2 separate regions of the Homo sapiens genome follow, and region 1 is linked to region 2. The links are chromatin contacts, found by Hi-C or POLR2A ChIA-PET in ENCODE. All regions are on one chromosome and are shown on one strand. Each heading gives the region's core, a stretch centred on a gene start or an enhancer-like site at or near the end of the contact. The rest is flanking DNA. Distances are from core to core; before and after follow the strand shown.

Region 1 (2,875 bases), core at 77-2,576, 980 kb after region 2:
AGGTATGGATTATCTCCACAGAAAAACGTACAGACATAGACTCTTACATATAACTGCAAGGGGTTTATGTACTCTCTGAAGTCCACTTTGGGAGCCTAGGTTTTACAATTACTTGTTTGGAGTGTGTACGGTTCAATTGGGGAAGCACCAGTTCTATCACGATGACACTTCTGGCCATAAAAAGACATGAGGGAGTGTCCCCCTTAAGAAACAGTGCCTAACAATATTAGTTTGCTTTCCTGGGGCAGGAATCAGGCCCCATACCTCCCTGGTGCTATTACTCAGATGGTGGTTGGGGGACTCCATGGATAGAGAAAATGTTAGTTATTCATGAGAAATAAGTTGGACTAGAGCTTGGAGCAGAGTTCCTCACACCCCATTTACTGACTTCTTTGGGAGACTCCTTCTTTCTAGGAGGAAGTTTGTGAGTTTATACCGGATACTTAGGGTAGGTAGCGACCAGCAAGTAGTTATTTTCCTGATAGTTCTTATTCTTGTGTGTTTTAATCTTCTCATTAAAATTCCTCAGAGTTACTCAGAATCTCTAAAAACATTCTCCTATGACTTAGCGACATGCTGATCAGTTTTGCTCCTTTTTCATGAAGTAGGATTGTCACGAAAGAGAAAACTGCAAGGGATGTTCTGCCCAATCAGAGGAGGCTTCTTCATCCTTCAACTCCATGATGAACTCCTATATGAAGTGGCAGAAGAAGATGTTGTTCAGGTATTTTTGCAATGCTTGTGTCCATTCCATAGGAAGACAAGACACTGTATTGTCAGGCCGACAGCTTTGTTTCCTGTGCATGAGGATTTTGGAACTCTACCCTAGCCCTGGGATGGCTGTATAAATATTGAGTCCTTACAGGTAGAAAAGGAGCTAAGAGTGTTCCGTTTTGTACTAGTTCTTAATAAGTGAAGAATTGCCAATGCAAGATGTTTTTGTCTTGGAGGAATTAAACAAAAATTTGGAGTCTTTCCCTTAGGGTTTCTAAGCTCCAAGCATTCTAGCAAAAACTTTCAGAAATTCCTGCTCATCAGTGAAGAAGAGTATGAGATGTCTTTTTATTTATTCATTTATTTATTTTATTTTTTATTTTTTCTGATTTAGCATTTTAAGCACCATTGGGTGAAGAGCTCCAGTCTGGTTTATAACTTTCTCAGGGGATGGTTTGGGAAACATTCTTTGACTGGGCAGTTTGTTAACTACATTTTTTTTTTCCTTAGGTAGCTCAGATTGTCAAGAATGAAATGGAAAGTGCTGTAAAACTGTCTGTGAAATTGAAAGTGAAAGTGAAAATAGGCGCCAGCTGGGGAGAGCTAAAGGACTTTGATGTGTAACTGTGCTGTTGATGAAGTCCTCCCAGGGAAGCCTGTGCAGATGCAGTCACCTGGAAAGAACAGAGATTACCCTTTCACCTACCTCAGCAAAACAAACTTTCAAGTCTTGATAGACTTAGCCTAGTAATTTTATAGTGAGAGTTTCAAACTATATATCAGTGTCTATAGCATCAAAAACTTCTGGGGGCGTGGGGGAAGTAGAATACCAAGTATAATAGTTACATTCACTTTCAAAGAGCATCTATGAATTTGCCTTTTGTAACTTACTGTGGCTTTAAACATATTCAGAACAGATGCTTGAAATATGCACTTAGCACTTTGGTTCCACATCTGTCTGGGTAAACCATGAAGAAAATGAAGCTGCTGCCTCAATCGACCCAGACAGCAGCCATAGGCAGATAAAGATTTGGTTTCACCCTGGTGGTGGTAGGCATCGTGTGTGACTTTTTTTCCTCTAATATCAATTTTACAGTACGGAAATAGTATTTTAAAATAGTATTGGCTAATAAATTATGAATTCTATAAAGTAGTAAGACTTGGTATGGTTGGAGTGTAGGAATGAATATTCATGAAATGTTTCTTATTGCTTTTCCTTCCCTAATTCATACAATGAATGTATTTGGAATACTTACATATTATAAAATAAACTATACCTCTTCAAGAGGTATCCTGTTCTGTAAGATCAGATGTTTTTATTGCAGGTCAATATAATACTGCCAGAGACAGAAAATACCCCCTTATCAGTCCCTTAGTGCCTCTTTCTGTTTGTGGCATGGTGAGAAAACCCATGCTGAAAAGATTGTACTTTGTGATCCCAATCAGAGGGATGGAGCTAATCTTTTTGCTGTTGAAATAAAATGAATTTATGAGAAACTTTATATCAACAATTGTTTTGTTAAAAATTATAGTTGGTCTAAGAGTGTCCCTTATTTAGTTACTCCATAGCTTGTTCATAGGAAACACTGATTATATTCTTAATCAGTTACCAGAAGAGCTCTTTTATGTTTATTAATCAGAATAATGAAAAAAGATAGTTGCTTTATAAAATGTAATGCATTATCAGTAGTTGGGTATTAATGCATAAGAGACTTAGACATAGTTTTTTTGGGGTGGCAGGGTGAGAAAGGCAGAGATGGCAGCAGTAAGAGGGAAGAATATCATTATTTCTTTTTCCATATTTACCTGTACTATGTTTCTCAGAAGCTGAAGTGCTGTCAGTATTCTGGTAGGCTTGAAAGATCTGGCACAAGAGAAAGCTCAATCTGTTTACCTGTGAGTGTTCTTCAAACATGAGGGCAAGCAAAAGTCCCTTCTGCCTCATTCTCTGCAGCCATGGCCCAGCATGTGTAGTCACATGCATTTTCTCATTCTGTTTGACCTGTCAGCTGGACCTGAAACAGGCCATCCCCATTTTGCATGATTCAGATGTGCACAAATCCCAGTTACTATGGTTTACTTAATAACATGAGTCTCCCCTGCAACACAATTCAAATTTCAGTTACCAGTGGATATTAACTGTGAGTAACTGCATGAAATT
Region 2 (3,023 bases), core at 5-2,504:
ATGAGACATTTGCATCGTGACCAGCCACCAGTAAAATCTTTTAAGCCACGTTTTTTCTGCTTTTCTTGGGCACTCTTTTTTTTTTTTTTTTTGAGACGGAGTCTCACTGTTGCCCAGGCTGGAGTGCACTGGTGGAATCTCAGCTTACTGCACCCTCCACCTCCTGGTTCATGCCATTCTCCCACCTCAGCCTCCTGAGTAGCTGGGACTACAGGCGTGCGCCATCACGCGCAGCTAATTTTTGTATTTTTAGCAGTATTGGTTGCGCCATGTTGGTCAGGCTGGTCTCGGACACCCGACCTAAAGTGTCCCGCCCGACTGGGCCTCCCAAAGTGCTGGGATTACAGGCGTGAGTGCTCGGCCTCGGGCACTCTTTACTGAGCAACAACAGGTTGGAGAAACTAGTAGGGCTTCCAGTTTTTTGGTAAACCTATTGTTTAAAAGTCTGCCTGGTCATCAGATTCCAGTCGTCTTGTTTCTGCCTCAGATGATAAAACTCTAAAATTATAGGATGTGAGATCTGGAAAATGTTTGAAAACACTAAAGGGGCACAGTAATTATGTCTTTCGTTGCAACTTCAATAGCATGTATATTTTACACACTTTCATGACCATTAATCATCTCCTAAAACTGGGGAAAGCTCTCTAAAACCTCCTTAAGAGTAACCTTATCCGTTACCCTATTCCACCAACCTCTTTGTCCTTTTCTGTTTCAAGCAACTTTGAGATACCGACTTCTCTATGGAAGCTTAAGCCGTAGATGCTAAAACAAACGTTTGCTCGTTACTCCCAGCAGAGCACCGGCTTTTAAAGGACCTCAACAGACACGTTTCTTAACCTTTACGAAACTTTTCCAGGGGAAACTTAAACCAGGAATTTTACAATCTGGCATAAATTCTGTCACCCGCCCCGTGACTCCATCGCCACACATGCCACCTGGCTCCACACCACAACAAACAGGAGGGAGCGGAACCCATGCAAAGCAGGAGCTTCCCCCGTTTCCGGCGTCTGGGTGGATCTACGTTAGCTGCCGTTTAGGCAGCTTACGCGTCAGGTGTGGGCCTAAGCCTGCAGCTAAGGTAGGCATCCGCAAATCTAGTCCTTCTCTGTGACAATTTCCAAAAAGAAATGGTTTTTGAAACAACGATCCACTGCTTCCCACACTATCCAGTTAGGTCCGGGACAGACCCTACCCAGCTAATGCACTCACCCAAGAAGGCAGTCGCTTTCGCATTTGAAGGGCGGGGCGAAAAAGACCGGAAATGAACATTGGCGACTTTTTTGCGCAGGCGCAGATGGCCGTCTCCCATTGGTCATCTCGGCTCGGTAGTGGTAGGAGGGACTTCCTTTGCACATGCGCCAGGCTGCTTTTCCGGCTTTGTTGGAGATTGACGCGGCAGTGCACACCTGCTGGTACGAGCAAAAGTAGCCGACAGGCCAGAGTTTCCAGTTTCGGTGGCTTCGTAGGCTTTTAGCTTCTGAAATCCGCTAAAAGCGGCGGTTCATTCATCTTCAAGTACCTAGCCTGACTGGTAGGGCTGCTCAGCATTCCGAAACATTTCGACCTGGGGAGGGGGGCGGCGGTGAAAGAATACTTTCTGTAGAGAGTGCCCCTCGCGTCGCCCCTGCTTTGAAGGCTTTATGTATTAACGGAATGCCGAACATTTGTGTCCTACTTGCTGACAGCGCACAGGATCCTTCTAACAGTATTTCTCAAGTACTTAACAAAAAGATGAAAACTTGAAGTCCAAGCCGTGCTGCTGATTCCGTCTCACAGTTTAAAGACTGTCCAGAAACTTTAAGCTTTCAAAACTGTACATTTTAAAATCCTGTGCGTTTATCTTCATTTTGCTGGGCAGAAAGCCAAAGTACTGGACTGCCTGGTTCAGGGCTGAACGCCTAGTACACCTGCTAACTTGGAGCTTCAGAGCCATGGCAACCAAGGAGTCAAGAGACGCCAAAGCACAGTTGGCCCTCTCCTCATCGGCCAATCAGAGCAAGGAAGTGCCTGAAAACCCAAACTATGCTCTCAAATGTACTCTTGTGGGACACACGGAAGCAGTGTCATCAGTTAAGTTTAGTCCTAATGGAGAATGGCTAGCAAGTTCTTCTGCTGATAGGCTAATCATAATTTGGGGAGCATATGATGGAAAATATGAGAAAACACTCTATGGTCATAATTTGGAAATATCGGATGTTGCCTGGTCATCAGATTCCAGTCGTCTTGTTTCTGCCTCAGATGATAAAACTCTAAAATTATGGGATGTGAGATCTGGAAAATGTTTGAAAACACTGAAGGGGCACAGTAATTATGTCTTTTGTTGTAACTTCAATCCGCCATCCAACCTTATAATCTCGGGATCTTTTGATGAGACTGTAAAAATATGGGAGGTGAAAACAGGAAAGTGTCTCAAGACTTTGTCTGCTCATTCTGACCCAGTTTCTGCTGTTCATTTTAATTGTAGTGGGTCCTTGATAGTGTCAGGTAGCTATGATGGCCTCTGTAGAATCTGGGATGCTGCATCAGGTCAGTGTTTAAAAACGCTCGTTGATGACGATAACCCTCCTGTCTCTTTTGTAAAATTTTCTCCAAATGGTAAATACATTCTCACTGCAACTTTGGACAACACTCTTAAACTATGGGATTATAGCAGAGGCAGGTGCCTGAAAACATACACTGGTCATAAGAATGAGAAATATTGCATATTTGCCAATTTTTCAGTTACTGGTGGAAAGTGGATTGTGTCTGGTTCCGAGGATAACCTGGTTTACATTTGGAACCTTCAGACTAAAGAGATTGTGCAGAAATTACAAGGCCATACAGATGTTGTGATCTCAGCAGCTTGTCATCCTACAGAAAACCTCATCGCATCAGCAGCATTAGAAAATGACAAAACAATTAAACTGTGGATGAGTAACCACTAATCCCTTTGAAAATCAAGTAGTAGAGCCAAGTTGGCCAAAAAACTTGGATATTTAAAAAGACGGTTTCTTTTAATTTTGGCAGTTTGGTATTTTAAAAAT

Evidence for each region. A loop is a pair of places that touch in the nucleus more often than their neighbours do. ChIA-PET counts read pairs that join two places held with the same protein, here RNA polymerase II (POLR2A). Pooled maps may share reads with other maps.
Region 1: a loop to region 2 is called in a pooled map, with 4 times the contacts of the local background. The contact joins the enhancer-like site here to the promoter of WDR5B-DT in region 2. A Hi-C loop is called at or near these places in 3 of 50 pooled maps. POLR2A ChIA-PET finds 5 or more read pairs at or near these places in 2 of 52 experiments (CD4-positive, alpha-beta T cell and activated CD4-positive, alpha-beta T cell).

What each region holds. Positions count from the first base shown.
Region 1 is chr3:121,430,767-121,433,641 of GRCh38, reverse strand. It overlaps POLQ (DNA polymerase theta), which reads left to right. Exons shown (of 30, transcript NM_199420.4): 29 at 609-724; 30 at 1,225-2,211. The coding sequence ends at 1,338. Among named protein-coding and RNA genes, the nearest start is that of POLQ, 110 kb to the left of the region's middle. RefSeq lists an enhancer at 1,334-1,383. Within about 2 kb of position 1,326, at least 3 of the 41 ENCODE cell types and tissues checked have a DNase peak (open chromatin) inside an H3K27ac peak, as active enhancers do.
Region 2 is chr3:122,414,437-122,417,459 of GRCh38, reverse strand. It overlaps WDR5B-DT (WDR5B divergent transcript), which reads right to left and starts at 1,254. Exons shown (of 3, transcript NR_125405.1): 1 at 1,210-1,254. It overlaps WDR5B (WD repeat domain 5B), which reads left to right and starts at 1,398. Exons shown (of 1, transcript NM_019069.4): 1 at 1,398-3,023. The coding sequence starts at 1,932. The coding sequence ends at 2,924. RefSeq lists enhancers at 1-600, 704-903, 1,064-1,113, 1,144-1,383, 601-1,418 and 1 more.